Regions from separate parts of the Homo sapiens genome. Here region 1 is linked to region 2. The links are chromatin loops, found by intact Hi-C in ENCODE. Cell type or tissue: heart left ventricle. All regions are shown on one strand. Links, peaks and the distances in the headings refer to the core of each region. The heading gives the core; the rest is flanking DNA.

What was found. A loop is a pair of places that touch in the nucleus more often than their neighbours do. Peaks named below come from ENCODE experiments on the same cell type or tissue, not always from the same donor. Only the 100,000 strongest peaks of a DNase experiment are listed, where the experiment ranks them.
Region 1: it touches region 2 in a loop (4-fold over the local background); 13 of 110 quality-filtered maps call a loop at or near these places.

What each region holds. Positions count from the first base shown.
Region 1 is chr7:6,573,497-6,576,402 of GRCh38, forward strand. No RefSeq gene overlaps it. Among named protein-coding and RNA genes, the nearest start is that of ZDHHC4, 2.5 kb to the right of the region's middle. In heart left ventricle, for the core only: a CTCF peak has its summit at 1,182 (motif pointing left); no DNase peak of the experiment used is centred there.
Region 2 is chr7:6,705,249-6,708,154 of GRCh38, forward strand. It overlaps ZNF12 (zinc finger protein 12), which reads right to left and starts at 1,699. Exons shown (of 5, transcript NM_016265.4): 1 at 1,184-1,699. RefSeq lists a silencer at 1,315-1,674 and an enhancer at 1,368-1,867. In heart left ventricle, for the core only: no CTCF peak of the experiment used is centred there; DNase peaks (open chromatin) are centred at 1,313 and 1,733; H3K4me3 peaks cover 2,227 bases; H3K27ac peaks cover 1,545 bases.

The DNA of each region.
Region 1 (2,906 bases), core at 203-2,702, 130 kb before region 2:
AGCCTCCCCAGTAGCTGGGACTACAGGCGCCCACCACCTCGCCCGGCTAATTTTTTTTTATGTTTTTAGTAGAGACGGGGTTTCACCGTGTTAGCCAGGATGGTCTCGATCTCCTGACCTCGTGATCTGCCCTCCTCGGCCTCCCAAAGTGCTGGGATTACAGGCATAAGCCACCATGCCCGGCCCTGGGTAGAATCTTAATTTGAAGAGACATTTTTGACACATTCCTTGCATCATTCCAGATATCACTTATTAGATGTCCACTGATTGATTGCCTACCTGGCCAGCATCCATGTACCTTCCCAGTAGGGCCCACACATCCTTCCAGAATCCAGCCCCTCACCTGAGCAACTCATGTGCTTTGGGGGAAACTGATCCTCTGTAGCTTCAGCAGGAGGCCTTGTTTTACCCAAGACAAAGGCCACATTCCATTTTCCTGGTGGCATCATGGTTCAGGGGTGAGTCTATGACCCAAGCCAGCTTAATCACACTGAATGTCAGTACTCCTACTTGGGCCTGGAGGGAGACCTCCCCACTCTCCCTTCACTGGATGTGGGTGTGGATGCATGAAGCCCCAGCTATGGCTGGTGGCCATCCCATCATCAGGAGGAAAGCTGGTCTTCAGATGAAGCTGATCTTCCAGTCAGAGTGAGGGATAAAAAGAACATTGATTCTTGATCATGCCATTGGGCTGCGGGTTCAAGTCATTCCTGAAGCCAGCATCATTTCTGGACATTCCAATGGCAGGGACCAAGATGTCTCTTTTGTTGTTTAATCTACTTTGAGGGCTGGGCGTGGTGGCTCACACCTGTAATCCCAGCACTTTGTGAGGCTGAGGCAGGTGGATCACCTGAGGTCAGGTGTTCAAGGCTAGTCTGGCCAACACGACGAAACCCTGTCTTTACTAAAAATACAAAAATTAGCTGAGTGTGGTGGCGCATGCCTGCAGTCTCAGATACTCGGGAGGCTGAGGCAGGAGAATCACTTGAACCCAGGAGGCAGAGGTTGCAGTGAGCTGAGATCCCGCCACTGCACTCCAGCCTGGGCAACAGAGCGAGACTGTCTCAAAAAAAAGAAAAAAAAAAAAAAAGGCACGGGGCAGCAATTACAGTAGCAAAGGCAAAGTGGAAATTTGGGTGTAAACTGGGCACCCATAATGTATGCTCCAAGCCAGCTAATAGTGACAACTGTGGCCCCACCTACTGGCCACAGGAATTTTTTTTGAGTGATATCAAGGATGTAGATTTCCTTCTGATATAAGTTATCATTTTCTTTCATTCATTCAGTTGATACATTTTTATTGGGCATCTACTATGAGCTAGGTGCTAAAATAGTTGCTACTGATATAACAGTAAGCCAACACAGATCCAGTCCTTTTTTTTTTCTTTTCTTTTCTTTTTTTTTTTTTTTGAGACAGGGTCTTGCTCTATTGCCCAAGCTGAAATACAGTGGCACAGTCATGGTTCACTGCAGTCTCAAATTCCTGGACTCAAGCAATCTTCCTGCCTCATCCTGCCTCAGCCTCCCCAAGTAGCTGAGACTACAGGTGTACACCACCACACCTAACTAATTGAAAACTTTTTTGTAGCGGTGAGGTCTCACTAGGTTGCTCAGCCTTGTCTTAAACTCCTGGTCTCAAGGGATCAGCCCTCCTCAGCCTCCCAAAGTGTTGGGATTACCGGTATAAGCCACTATGCATGGTTCAAAAATACTTTTATGTTCCTTTCCTTCTTCTTAATTTCTCCATGGCAAAATTCCTCATGGTCAATAAATCACTGATTGTAAACAAGCATCATGTGTGATATGCCTTTTGCAAGCGTAGCTACGAAGTCCTGTATCCCATTTCCAAAGTATAGCATCCATCATTCCCTTGGGGACAAGAGATCGTGGTGTAAAGCTGGTTGATCCTGTCAACTGATCTCACAGCAGGTAAAAAACTGATACTGCAGGTCCAGTTTCAGGAGCTGACAGGAGCGTTTAGCAACACTCCAAAGAGGAATTCTTTGCTCCATGCATCACAAGCAAGGCAATCCTTTTGATCACACTTGAATTTTTGGTTTTAAGCTTAAGTAGTCTGTTTTCTCTTATGCTATTTATAAAATGCAGGTGTCAAGGTTTGCGCTTGGATGTTTTAAAGAGGCAAAAAATCAAACATGCCTAGGTTTCAGGAACTGACCAAGTGCTGAGAGATTAATCTTTTTTTTTTTTTTTTTCTGAACCAGGGTCTTGTTTTGTGGTCCAGGCTGGAATGCAGTGGTGTGATCCTAACGCACTGCAGCCTTGACCTCCTGGGCTCAAACAATCCTCCCACCTCAGCTTCCTAAGTAGCTGGGACCACATGTGCATGCCAGCACACCCGGCTAATTTTTAAATTTTTTGTAGAGACAAGGTCTCCATATGTTGCCCAGACTGTTCCCAAACTCCTGGGCTCAAGCGATCCTCCCACCTCGGCCTCCTGAAGTGCTGGAATTATAGGTATGAGCCTTGGTTTTTCAATTCTGGGTCCATAAATTTATGAAGACCTTGGATACAATGTACACAGGAGAAGGCATCCTGTTGGTAAGGAGTTTCATAAAAAGGAAAAGAAAACGCATCAAGAAGCTGACGTAGGTAGCAAAGAGACAGGAAAAGAGAAGAGCTTTAAGGCCAGTGTTTGGAGATCAGACATTTCCCCTCAAAGGAGGACAGGCCTGGCTCAGGTCTTCAGAGGCATCAGGAATAGACCCTGGCCTCAGCTGATTCAGAGATGGTCAGAGCAAAGGACACCCCACAGGGCCTTCTCAGGGCTATGTTTGGAAGCAGCTCTTGTTACCCCAAGCCTGCCTAGCATCAAACACCCTTCCCTTTTATCCTCAACGTTTGTGGTCAAGTATTTGTCACTGCCCCGAGGATATTTAGGGCTGTAC
Region 2 (2,906 bases), core at 314-2,813:
GCGTTATGAGCGGTCTGGCCTGCCAAGGCGGTCATCTCCCGCCCAAAACCTACACAGAAAGTTCCAAGAAGTACATCTTGTGGGAGACTGTCCCTTTAAGCCTTCAGAAGGGATTGGAAAATGATCAGGAGGGGGACCGATCTGCACATTTGAAACTCACACATGGCTACCTTGTGACTGAGTGGATGAGATTCTCATGGTGAATGAATACTGGATCCTACTGAAATAATCTGCCATCATTAAATGCAAGATTTAAAAAGGAATTCTGGTGACCAGCCTGGCCAACATGGTGAAACCCCATGTCTAGTAAAAATACAAAAATTAGCTGGGCGTGGTGGCGGGCGCCTGTAACCCCAGCTACTCGGGAGGCTGAGGCAGGAGAATCGCTTGAACCCGGGAGGCGGAGGTTGCAGTGAGCTGGGATGGCACCATTGCACTCCAGCCTGGGCAACAAAGCGAAACTTGTCTCAAAAACAAACAAACAAACAAACAAAAAACAAACAACAAAAAATGAATTCTGTAATACTCATCTATTTTCTTACTCTTTTAAATAAAGATCAGAAAATCCACAGGATGCCCTAAATAAAGGAATACAGTCGGCATAATTGAGTCTTTATTTGCAGAAACTTCAGTGTGCTACTCAAAAGGATCTTTTATTGAAGAACTTACGCTCACTTAACTAGGATACGGGGGACAGAACACTGGCCTGGGAGATAAAACTCCAGAGTTCTACTATGAGCAACTCCACCCACAAAACCTCGGACAAGTCACCCACCTGCTAAGGCCCTTCCCCTAGCAAATGAGGCAGCAAGAGATAGTTCCTGCAGGCTGTTCCTGCACTACAACGTATGATTCCACAAGAGCAGACCTAAGGGGGAATCAGCACTTAAATGAGAGAACAGAGGTGCTGACGGACGTTTAGATACGGTAGCAATCTGGAGCAGAGAGAGGAGGAAGGGCTGCTGGGGTGAGGGGGGAGTGGAGACAACGTCCGCAGCTGAGGCTGGTGACACCCCCCACGCCCCCGTAAGCCTCGTCCTCGCCGGACCCTGCCTTCAAACCCAAACACACGTCACTCCTGCAAGCGATCGAGACCTTCCACTGTCCCTCACTCTAAGGTGCCCTACACGCGGTGACTTCACCCAGGCCCTTCTCGCCCCGGGCCCGCAAACCCACGACTTACCCTCCTGGGGCTCCGCAGCCTCTGCCCCACCGCTCCCGACAGGCCGGGGCGGGATTGCTGTCGCGGGCGCGCGTCTGCTCGCGAGGTCCCTTCCTGTCCACCTCACCAAGGCCGTTCTGCTCCAGAGGGGCCCGGGCCGGGCCTACGGGACAAATCCAGGCGGGGCGTCCCTCCCGGAGCCCAGATCCGTCTCCCTGGGGCTCACCGTCCTGCGGAGCCGGGGCCGGGCCGTCGAGGACGCACACGGGCCGGGCCCGGGTCCCGCCGCCCCTTCGCCTCCGCCGTCGTCACCGCCCGGCCGGCCCCTTGGGCCCCAGCGCCGTCGGCTCCGGGGGTCGTGCTCGGGGATCCCCGCTTGAGCCTCCGCCTGGCCCGCACAGCCCCGCGCCCGCTTGGGTGCCGGCCCGGCTCTTCGGCGCCCAGCCCCGCAGGCTCCGCGATTCTCGCCCACCGGAGGCCAAAGCCTGGGAACTAGGGCGAGCGGTGACCTGGGGACGCACAGGAAGCGAGGGCACTGCGGCCGCGGCGCGCATGCGCGAACACGCACACAGAGAGGGGTGCACATGCGCAGGAATGCACCGGAAGTCCGCCTCCCGGGACCCGCCGCCGGTCCCAGGACAAATACCGTGACTCTATTTCCCATGAGCCTACGCGCTCCCCAAATTTAGGAGCCATTTGAAATGTCTCTATCTGGTCTAGCGGTTAAGAGGCTCTATGCTAAGAGAATTGGCAACGCCGAACCCCAGACTCAAATTTCTCCTTAGTTTAAGGGAACGTCTTCATGGGGATGTCTTGACTATCTTTAAGGGAACGTCTAGAAAGTCTCTGCTTCCTGTAGCATCTCGTAGACCATGCCTGGGCCAGTCCTGCCTTACCGGAGAGCTCAAGGCTTAAAATCAATGTCCATGTGCAACCGTGACAAATGGAACAAGAGGGTGCATCATGCTAGCTTATGATCACAATGACACATTTAACGAAAACTTCAGTAAATAGAGCCCATGGATGAAATAATAGAGGATTAGCCTGGGACAGGATACCATCCTCGCCCCAACAAGGAGAAAAAGAATTCCAGCTTTTCCAAATCACTTTGAATTAGTGATAGCTAGAAAACTCAGAGAATATGTACAGAATTGAAAGAAGAAAAAAATTAGCCAGAACTCTACTTCCTGAAGAGGATGAGGCAAGCAGAAGAAGAAATTTGCGTCTTAATGGAAAACGAAGCACATTTAGAAAGCCATGTTACTTGATTCCAACCCTGTTCCTTATCTTTGAGGTATTTTACACCTCTTTGAAAACTGTAGGTAATCGATGCAAGTTATGTTCTGTCTGGTGGAAGTTGGTTGACTTCCCACAATCCCCACTAGAGAAAATGCAGTTTTGACTGCATTTCTCCATTTACATAATCATTTCAATATTCCTGATCTGAAAATATGTCTGTTTCTCAGATTCTCTCTCTCTCTCTCTTTTTTTTTTTAATTTTGAGACAGGGTCTCACTCTGCTGTGCATGCTGGAGTTCAGTGGCGAGATCTTGGCTCACTGGTTCAAGGAATTCTCCTGCCTCAGCCTCCCAAGTAACTGGGATTACAGGTGCACACCACCAAGCCCGACTAATTTTTGAATTTTTAGTAGAGATGGGGGTTTCACCATGTTGGCCAGGCTGGTCTTAAACTCCTGACCTCAAGTGATCCACCCGCCTCAGCCTCCCAAAGTGCTGGGATTACA